Regions from separate parts of the Homo sapiens genome. Here region 2 is linked to region 1. Evidence: read pairs that join two places in POLR2A ChIA-PET (ENCODE). Cell type or tissue: Caco-2. All regions are shown on one strand. Each heading gives the region's core, and the rest is flanking DNA. Links, peaks and the distances in the headings are about the cores only.

Region 1 (5,371 bases), core at 57-5,056:
TTTTTTTGTTTTTGTTTTTGCTGTGAGCTAGACACCATGCCAAATGCTTTGTATGCATTATCTCCAATAATCTGCTGATGACCCTTTGAGGTGGGTGTTATTATTTGCCCATTTTGCAGGTGAACTTGACCCTGACGTTCAAAGAGGGGAAATAACTTGTCCATGGTCTCACAGCTGGGAAGCAGTGCAAATGGGATTTGAACCCAGCAGTGGGACGTTAGGGTCTAAATGCTTAACTGGCTGGGCGTGGTGACTCGTGCCTGTAATCCCGGGACTTTGGAAGGCTGAGGCGGGCGGCTCACCTGAGGTCAGGAGTTTGAAACCAGTCTGGCCAACATGGTGAAACCCCGTCTCTACTAAAAATACAAAAATTAGCTGGGTGTGGTGGTGCGCACCTGTAATCCCAGCTACTAGGGAGGCTGAGGCAGGAGAATCACTTGAACCCGAGAGGCAGAGGTTGCAGTGAGCTGAGATCGTGCCACTGCACTCCAGCCTGGGTGATAGAGTGAGACTCTGTCTGAAGAAAAAATAAAAATAAATGCTTAACCACTATTCTCTCCTCCTAGAGGCTTTTGTGATTTCTGTCACCTTTGTGTCCTGGGAGGAGAGAGGTCCTGAGGGCTGAAGGCTGTGTGGTCGCTCTTCTAAAAATGCGATAACCAAGACCCCTTCTACCTCTCCCTTTTCTTGTAGATTGACCCTAAGGTGGCCTTCCCTCGGCGAGCACAGCCCAAGGTAGGTGTGTCTATGTCTGGGAGGAGCTCTCTTACTATGGGCAATGCTGGGCAGTGATTTTCCCAGTATTTCCTGCTCTGGAAGATGCTTCTGGAACCTCTGCTTGGAGTGTTTGTGGAATGGGCTGGGCTGGGAAGAGGGGATTCTTGACGTCCTTGCTCTGTGGCCTGAAGACACTATATGTCTTTCCACGTGAGCTCTGGGGTGGACTGGAGAGGGGCTTGTGTGTGTTGGGAGAAAGGGGAGCTACTCAGAGGATTCATCGTCCTGTATTTGAACCCAGTAGAGTTTGGAGCCTGAGTCTAATTCCAACATCATAGACCACAGCCTTGATGTCCAGGCCTCTGGAAGTGAAATACAGGACAGACTTAGACCCTAAGGCCGCGCTACAGGCAGGCTAGGGAGCTACCCTTGGATCCCCCCAGTCACCCTTTGCAGAGGCAGAGGGGACCACAGACTCTGTCACCTGTTGTCTTTCAGTTTAGATGTCTGTGGCTGCTTTCTCAATGCTCTCTTACCCTGCTGCTCTGGCGAGTTCTCCCAGTGAGAGGGTCAAGGTGCGCAGAAAATGGATTTCTGAGCAGTTGAGTGATACAACACTCAAAAAACTTTTGGTGCAGGGCAGGGGCCTAAGAGTCTATTCTAGGCCTCAGGGCAACTAGCCAGGTCTTCCTTTTGAAGCAATTGAATATAGAGGACAGAAGGAGAGACTGATTGCGGAACATGGGGTCAGGACCCCTGAGTTTACTGACTTATCATGGGTCCTAGGACGAGGTCCCTCTCTAGGAGAGTTCGGTTTCCTCCTTTGCCAGGTGGAACTAGAGCTCTTTAAGATTCCGGGCCAGTGAATTCCATCAAGTCCCCCAACTCCTGCCAGGGCTGAAGGAGAGGAAGAGTTTTGGGAGACAGGAAAGGGGCATCTCTGGAAGGGTCCAGTAGAGGGCCTGAAAGCAATTATGGAGCAGGTATTCGAAGGAAGCCGCACCAGGGAGCACATGGTTGGAACTGGGTTAATTCCATTAAGCAGTTTGGTGACAGAAGGTGCTTTAGTGTTAGGATGGGGCTGGGAATTGCCGCGGATTAGCCATGCGCTCCTGGGGTAATTAGGACCATGTGTTCTTCCTAAAACAGGGCTGGGGCCACAGGGCTGCCAGAGGTTGTGTTGGGAGGAGGCTGATGAGGAAAATGTCGGCACTGAGTTCAGGGAGACTCTGTGATGGACCTTGGGGGGTCTCCCAGGAGGGCCAGTGAGGTCTTAGTGTTAGGCTGTGGGTCTGGGTCACTGGCCCGCCCCCTTCCCTGTGTTAGTCCTTAGGGAAGGCATTTTCTGGACATAGTCCCTAGGGAGGGAGGCAGGAAGGAGGCACACTCGAGCCAGCCAGGGTGTGGGTGCACAGCTGCCCATGACAGGCCTAGAGGCGGGGGTCCAAGAGGGAGCTTGCGGGGGGGGGGCCTTTAAAGAGGCTGGGGCCACAGAGAGCTTGTCAGCTGGCATCCTGGCAGGGGGGCTCGAGCCCCTGCTGGTGGCGGTAGGCCACAGGACTCAGATGCCCACTTTCTCATTCCCTCCCCTAACAGATGGTGACTCGAACGAAGAAGATCTTTGTGGGGGGGCTGTCGGTGAACACCACGGTGGAGGACGTGAAGCAATATTTTGAGCAGTTTGGGAAGGTGGGTTTAAACTGGGGGCGCTTGCTGCTGGGGCTGTGAACACACTGTAGAATGGGGCACTAGCAAGCCGAATCCAGCCAGGTCATTCCATTCCTGCAAAAGATGAGAGTGGGGCTGGATCCTGCTGTGGGGGCAGACCAGGCCAATCCACCTTGCAGCCTCCTGGCTCATCTGTGAGCTTCAGACTCAGGATATCCCTCGGGACAGAGAAGCCACACAGTAGCTGGCCCTGTTGTTGCCCTTCCACTGTATTTTTCTCTTACTTATCTTCATTCTCACAAGGGAGGCAGTGCTCCCACAGCCAGTTCAATCAAGTCAGCCCGTGGCCTCCTGGGAGTTTGCACCTGTCCAGGCCACAGGCTATTGAACCTTTCCCCACTCCTTCCAGGCGAGGATGATAAGGAGGCAATAAATATGACTCCCAATTGCACTCGGCACCCTATTTGCACAGGTGGGGAGCTTGGAGCCAGAGCTGGGGGGCTGCTGGTCCCCTGGGTATTGGGGGGAACTGATGAGAGCATCCCCCAATTCCTGATCAGGCCCAGAGGATTGGCTGTGAGCTGTAAGGGGCATGGAGCTTTAATTTCTGGGCCTCTGAAGAGGTAGATGTTGTGGCGACATCCGACATTAGGGTGTCCTCTGAAAGGTGGACAATGTGAACTTTGGAGTCCCATGGGGAGATGGCAGAGAGGGTCCTACGTTTGAAGTCTAGGAGGGAAAGAGGGTTGTTTTGCTTGGGGCCGGGGTCCCTGGTCTTTCTTCTTTTAGGTGAGACAGGCGAGAGGCTGGGTCTCTACTTTCCCATCAAGACACTTCGAGTCACCCCCAGGCAAGCGAAGGGGGACGTGGCCTGGGAAATGGGCCTGGGATTGTGTGGGGGGGGGAGGTGTCCCCTGGCCAGCTGAGGCTGGTGGTGTGGGGGACCAGAGGCCTCGGCTTTCGTGCCTCGGTGGGCACCTGGGTCCGGGACAGAGGGCAGGTCGGGCGGGCCCGGGCCCCAGAGGGTAGGGCGCTCCTGGGAAGCAGCAGGCCCGGCTCGGCTGCGGCGGGGTGTCTTTGTGTCTGAGCGCCGAGCATTAGAGCTCGCACTAATCTGATCCAGCAGCTGTGATTGGAGGCCGCCTGCCCCCGGGGCCGGCGTTGCCATGGCAACCGGGCCCCAGGAGAAGCCGTCAGCGGCCGCGTCTTTTGTTCGGGCCTAAATCGGCGTTGGCATGTGAAACCGGCCCGGGGAGGCCAGGGGGAGCCGGAGAATAGGCTGCCAGGGAGCGAGGGGGACAGCCGGGAATGCCAAGGGCCCCGCGGCGGGGGGCCCCCCGCCCGGATCGAGGGGCCGCCGCCGAGGGGGGAACAATGGTCAGCCGCCATGGCTGCCACTCAGGCTTAGCGGCCGCCGAACTTGGCGGCTCGGCTCCTACTGGTCAGCAGGCCTCGGCCGCCTCCCCTCCCCCCGCCCGATCCCCCCTGCCCTCGGGTTCCCATGGAGACCAAAGCCTATTAAGGACACTGGGCCGGGAGCCTCCCTCCCCTCAGCTCGCCCCAGGAGGGGACACCGGTGGGGCTAACCCGGACCCCCAGCCATCTTCCTTGCCCCCTGCCCTGGCCTCAACCCCACCGTCCCACTAGGGGCCTCTCCAGCCAAGGCCCAGGTTGAAGGGTGTAGTGGGGCCAGGGATGGTGGCCTTCCTTGCAGGGTTGGGTGGAGGAAGGTGGGAGAAGTTGTGGATTTGGGCTGAATCCATTTGTGGGTCAGGCAGGGACTCGGAGCTGTAGGATTAGGGGGGAGGGTGTGGCTGGTTCGTTCATTCATTCATTCATTCATTCAAAAAATGATTGACCTCCAGTCAAGGTGCTCAATAGGATGGTGGTCATGGCCCTAAATGACACAGACGATGTCCTCATGCAACCTTCAAGCCATTAGTATCTGGCTGCTCTCTCCCCAGCTTTGCCACGTTCCCCCCGTGTAACTATGGGCAAGTCCCTCCCTTGTAAAGATAATAATAATAGCTATTATTTATTAGGCACTTACTATATCCTGGGTCTGTGAGTTAAGAGTGTTACATGCACTATCTCACTAAATCCTCTCATAGCCAGGCTTGGTGGTGCACACCTGTAGTCCCAGCTACCAAGGAGGGTGAGATGGGAGGATTGCTTGAGCCTGGGAGTTCAAGACTAGCCTGGGCAATATAGCGAGAACCCTTTTCCAAAAAAAAAAAAAGGTGTCTTTCATTTAACTTCAACCTGTGAGATAGACACTGTTATGCCTATTTCACAGATGAGGAACCAAAGCCAGAGAAACATCAAGTCACCTGCCCAAGGTTACCCAACCAGCAAATGCAGGATCCAGGATTCCAGCTCAGGCCCGTCCTACCCAAAGCCTGTGCTATGACCACAATCCTTCTTTCTGGGTTTCTGTTTTTCATTGGTTAAGTGAGGGGTGGGCAAGATGTGCTGAACCTGAAATGATTGTCCCATTCGGGTGGTCCAGCTGATTTGGGATTGGGACTCAGAGTGGGTCCATAGGATGGGAGTGAGAGTGCCACTCTGTTGCGTGGGCCCCAGTACAGGCAGCTCTTTGAGAAGAGAGATGTCATGAGATTCTCCAGGGACCTTGTTGCCTCCTGGCTCAGTGGGGTCCTGGTTCTCCCAGTGGGAGTCAGAGGCCCACTGTAGCTTGATGCCTAAGGAGAGCTGGAGGATCACGGTAGTTCAGGGTGTTTAATGAGGCAGGGGAGGGCCTTTAGAAGGTAGATGATGGGGTCGGGCCTGGTGGCTCACGCCTGTAATCCCAGCACTTTGGGAGGCTGAGGCGGGTGGATCACTTGAGGCCAGGAGTTCGAGACCAGCCTGGCCAACATGGTGAAACCCCATCTCTACTAAAATACAAAAATTAGCCAGGAGTGGTGGCATGCACCTGTAATCCCAGCTACTCAGGAGGCTGAGGCAGGAGAATTCCTTAAACCTG
Region 2 (5,371 bases), core at 282-5,281, 87 kb after region 1:
AGCCACTGCACTTAGCCCAATAAAGTTGATTTTTAAAAAAAAAACATAACAGCTCCCTCCCCCTCCCCCATCCCCCTCCCCCTCCCCCTCACCCGCTCCCTCTTTCTTTCTTCGGTCTCCTTCTGTTGCCAAGGCTGGACTGTACTGCCGTGGTCTCGGCTCGCTGCAGCCTCCCTGCCCCGGGCTCCCCTGGTTCTCCTGCCTTGGCCTGCCGAGTGCCTGGGATTGCGGGCACGCGCCGCCACGCCTGACTGGTTTTTGTATATTTGGAGGAGACACGGTTTCGCCCTGTTGACTGGGCTGGTCTCTGGCTCCTGACCTCGAGTGGTCTGCCCGCCTCGGCCTCCTGGGGTACTGGGATTGCAGACGGAGTCTCGGTCACTCAGTGCTCAGTGTTGCCCAGGCTGGAATGCAGTGGCGTGATCTCGGCTCGCTGCAACCTCCACCTTCCAGCCGCCTGCCTTGGCCTCCCAAAGTGCTAAGATTACAGCCTCTGCCCGGCCGCCCCGTCTGGGAAGCGAGGAGCACCTCTGCCTGGCCGCCCCGTCTGGGAAGCGAGGAGCCCCTCTGCCCGGCTGCCACCCTGTCTGGGAGGCGAGGAGCGCCTCTGCCCTGCCGCCACCCCGTCTGGGAGGTGAGGAGCGCTTCTGCCCGGCCACCACCCCGTCTGGGAGGTGAGGAGCGCCTCTGCCTGGCCGCCACCCTGTCTGGGATGTGAGGAGCACCTCTGCCCGGCCGCCACCCCATCTGGGAGGAGTGCCTCTACCCGGCCGCCCCGTCTGTGAAGTGGGCGCCTCTGCCCAGCCACCCCGTCTGGGAGGTGAGGGGCGTCTCTGCCCGGCTCCCCCGTCTGGGAGGTGGGGAGCACCTCTGCCTGGCCGCCCTTCATCTGGGAGGTGGGGGGCGCCTCTGCCCGGACACCCCGTCTGGGAGGTGGGGGGCGTTTCTGCCCGGCTGCCCCATCAGGGAGGTGGGGGGCGCCTCTGCCCGGCTGCCCATCGTCTGGGATGTGAGGGGCGCCTCTGCCCAGCCACCACCCCTTCTGGGAGGTGAGGAGCGCCTCTGCCAGGCCGCCCCGCCTGGGAAGTGTACCCAACAGCTCCGAAGAGACAGCGACCATCGAGAAAGGGCCATGATGACGATGGCGGTTTTGTCGAAAAGAAAAGGGGGAAATGTGGGGAAAAGAAAGAGAGATCAGATTGTTACTGTGTCTGTGTAGAAAGAAGCAGACATAGGAGACACCATTTTGTTCTGTACTAAGAAAAATTCTTCTGCCTTGGGATGCTGTTAATCTATAACCTTACCCCCAACCCCGTACTCTCTGAAACATGTGCTGTGTCAACTCAGGGTTAAATGCATTAAGGGCGGTGCAAGATGTGCTTTGTTAAACAGATGCTTGAAGGCAGCATGCTCCTTAAGAGTCATCACCACTCCCTAATCTCAAGTACCCAGGGACACAAACACTGCTGAAGGCCGAAGGCCGCAGGGACCTCTGCCTAGGAAAACCAGAGACCTTTGTTCACGTGTTTATCTGCTGACCTTCTCTCCACTATTATCCTATGACCCTGCCACTTCCCCCTCTCTGGGAAACACCCAAGAATGATCAATAAATACTAAAAAAAAAAAACAAAAAAACCATAACATTGCCGGGTACTCACGCCTGTAATCCCAGCACTTTGGGAGGCCGAGGGGGGCGGATCTCCAGAGGTCAGGAGTTCAAGACCAGACTGGCCAACATGGTGAGACACTGTCTCTACTAAAAATACAAAAAATTATCCAGGTGTTGTGTCGTGTGACTGTAATCACAGCTACCCAGTAGGCTGAGGCAGGAGAATCACTTGAACCTGGGAGGCGGAGGTTGCAGTGAGCCGAGATCATACCACTGCACTCCAGCCTGGACGACAGAGTGAGACTCCGTCTCGAAATAAATAAATAAATAAAATAAAATAAAATAACATTAGGCTGGTGCCGTGGCTCACGCCTGTAATCCCAGCACTTTGGGAGGCCGAGGGGGGTGGATCACCCAAGGTTAGGAGTTCAGAACCAGCCTGGGCAACATGGCAAAACCCTGTCTCTACTAAAAATAAGAAAAATTAGCCGGGCGTGATAGCGTGCCTGTAGTCCCAGCTACTTGGGAGGCTGAAGCAGGAGAATGGCTTGAACCTGGGAGGTGATGGTTGCAGTGAGTCAAGATTGCGCCATTGCATTCCAGCCTGGGTGATACAGCAAGACTCCATCTCAAAAAAATTTTTTTAAAAAGATAACATTGGCTTATTGGCTTCTGGGTAGAAAATTGACAATAGAGGTCCAGTTTGGAGGTTCATGCAGTAATCCCAGGCAAGAGAGGGTAGTGCGTGGCTGCACCTAGAGATATAATTGCAGAGGTGAAAATGAGGGGGTGGGGGTGGGAATTGGGCTACACTTTGCAGATGGACAGGCAGAACTGGGTGTGGAAAGCGAGGACGGGGAGGAACAGAGGATGACTTCCAGGTGGACACCCGGTCAACATATGGGGTCCTTAGGTGATAGAGAGGAGGATGAAGGTGGAAATCCAGCCCCCTTCACCTGAGAAAAGGTTGAAGAATCTCTTGAGATCCTTTTTGACCTTATAATTCTTTGTTTTCTTTAACTTTTTTTTTTTTTTTTTTTTTTTTGAGATGGGAGTCTCACTCTGTTGCCCAGGCTGGAGTGCAGTGGCCCAGTCTCAGCTTACTGCAACCTCTGTCTCCTGAGTTCAAGTGATTCTACCTGCCTCAGCCTCCCAAGTAGCTGGAATTACAGGTGCACGCCACCACACCCAGTTAATTTTTGTGTTTTTAGTAGGGACGGGGTTTCACCATGATGGCCAGGCTGGTCTCGAACTCCTGACCTCAAGTGATCTGCCCACCTCGGCTTCCCTAAGTATTGGGATTATAGGCATGAACCACCATGCCCAGACACAATTCTTTGTTTATAAGCCCTTCCAGGCAGGCATGCCATATGGAGAAGAATTCTCAATATCCCCATCTCACAGATGAGAAAACTGAGGCTGAGAGACTCTCCCAGGATCCCCAAATGGGAACTGAGGAAAACTGGAATTCTAGCTCAAATCTTCTTTTTTTTTTTTGAGATGAAGTCTTGCTGTGTCGCCCAGGCTGGAGTGCAGTGGCATAATCTCGGTTCACTGCAACATCCGCCTCCCAGGCTCAAGTGATCCTCCCACGTCAGCCTCCTAAGTAGCTGGGACTACGGGGCCTGCACCACCACACTGGCTAATTTTTGTATTTTTAATAGAGATGGCGTTTTGCCATGTTGGCTAGGCTGGTCTTGAACTCCTGACCGCAGGTGATCCACCCTCCTCAGCCCTCAGACTCTCACAATGCTGGGATTATGGGCGTGAGCCACTGTGCCCGTCCCTACATAGTTTTCTTTAAGTGGACCCACTTTAAAACAAACAAACAAACAAAAAAACCTTATCTTTATCCTAAACAATAATATTGGAGCTGGGCCAGGCGCGGTGGCTCATGCCTGTAATCCCAGCACATTGGGAAGCCGAGGGAGGTGGATTATGAAGTCAAGAGATCGAGACCATCCTGGCCAACATGGTGAAACCCCATCTCTACTAAAAATACAAAAGCTAGCCAGGCATGGTGGTGGGTGCCTGTAGTCGCAGCTACTCGGGAGGCTGAGGCAGGAGAATCACTTGAACCCGGGAGGCGGAGGTTGCAGTAAGCCAAGATTGTGCCACCGCACTCCAGCCTGGTGACAAAGCGAGATTCCGTCTCAAAAATTAAAATAAATAAAATAAATAAATAAATAATATTGGAGCCATCACAGGTTTTATGTGCTAATTAGATAATTTTCTAACACATAAATATGTAACTATTAAAATAAGGAATCTGGCCGGGCGCGGTGGCTCACGCCTGTAATCCTAGCACTTTGGGAGGCCGAGGCGGGCAGATCACGAGGTCAGGAGATCGAGACCATACTGGCTAACACGGTGAAACCCCGTCTCTACTGAAAATACAAAAAATTAGCCAGGCGTGGTGGCAGGCGCCTGTAGTCCCAGCTACTCGGGAGGCTGAGACAGGAGAATGGCGTGAACCCGGGGGGTGGAGCTTGCGGTGAGCCGAGATCGCGCCACTGCACTCTAGCCTGGGCGACAGAGCGAGACTCTGTCTTGAAAAGAAGAAAAAAAAAAAACTGAGCTGGGCATGGTGGCTCATGTGTGTAATCCCAGCACTTTGGGAGGTCGAGGTGGGAGGATTCCTTGAGCCCAGGAGTTTGAGACCAGTTGGGCAACAAAGTGAGACCTCTCTGTGTCTGCAAAAAATACAAATAAAATAATAAATCTTTGTACTAGCTACAACCTCTCATTCCACCAGTGGCAGTTAGTCACACTACATTTGGGAGAATTATGCCTGGGACCACCCTACAGTGTTGCATGTCAACTCAGTACTCATGAAATATACATGATATATTTATCTAGATACAGCAGTTATAGACCACACTTTGTCAACACATAGTAAACGGACTAACGCGACACTTAACCTCACACTTCCACTCCTTAAGAACTGATCTGCAGGAAATCATTAAGGAAGTGTTCCGAGATTTAACTATAAGGATGTTGTCCTAGCATTGCTGATTATAGTGAAAATTTGTAACTAACTAAATTTTATCAGGAGATTGGCTAAGTAAATCCTGGTACAATTATATGATGCAATGCTGTTTTACCCAAGGAATTGATGTTTCAGAAGAATGTTAAATGCCATGAAAAGATGATCACACTGGACTGGCCACAGTGGCTCATGCTTGTAATTCTACCTCTTTGGGAGGCCAAGACTGGAGGACTGATTGAGCCTAGGAGTTCAAGAACAGGCTGGACAACATAGGGAGGCCCCCAGCTCTACAAAAAATTAAAAAAAATAACTAGATGTGGTGGTGCACACCTGTAGTCCCAGCTACTCAGGAGGCTGAGGTGGGAGGGTCACTTGAGCCTGGGAGGTCGAGGCTGCAGTAAGCCGTGTTTGCACCACTGTACTCCAGCTCTGGGTGACAGAGGGAGACCCTATCCCAAAAAAAAAAAAAAAAAACCCCAAACAAAAAACAAAGTAGTGATAAATGGGTAAATGAGAAAACCAAGTTTCAAAACAGTGTGCAAAAATATTCAAATATATATTTAATGTTTTATATCTAAAAACATATATGTGTATGTTTTTTGTGTGTAAAAGAACGCTCTGGAAAATCTACAACTGGTCATTCTTTTAGTTTTGGATTATGGATAATTTTAATTTTCATCTTAGTTTATTCATTTTAAAATAAGTTTTTTATTTTAAAAGATATCTGTAGGTCTGAATCTGAAAGGAAATCCAATAAAAAATAAAATAAAAAT

What was found. Peaks named below come from ENCODE experiments on the same cell type or tissue, not always from the same donor. Only the 100,000 strongest peaks of a DNase experiment are listed, where the experiment ranks them.
Region 2: POLR2A ChIA-PET joins it to region 1 with 8 read pairs; 2 of 35 experiments call an interaction of 5 or more read pairs at or near these places.

The regions. Positions count from the first base shown.
Region 1 is chr12:120,360,078-120,365,448 of GRCh38, reverse strand. It overlaps MSI1 (musashi RNA binding protein 1), which reads left to right. Exons shown (of 15, transcript NM_002442.4): 5 at 694-735; 6 at 2,314-2,406. Among named protein-coding and RNA genes, the nearest start is that of MSI1, 6.4 kb to the left of the region's middle. RefSeq lists enhancers at 3,120-3,837, 3,838-4,556. In Caco-2, for the core only: no CTCF peak of the experiment used is centred there; no DNase peak of the experiment used is centred there.
Region 2 is chr12:120,273,747-120,279,117 of GRCh38, reverse strand. No RefSeq gene overlaps it. Among named protein-coding and RNA genes, the nearest start is that of PXN, 11 kb to the right of the region's middle. In Caco-2, for the core only: no CTCF peak of the experiment used is centred there; DNase peaks (open chromatin) are centred at 1,337, 1,577 and 2,177.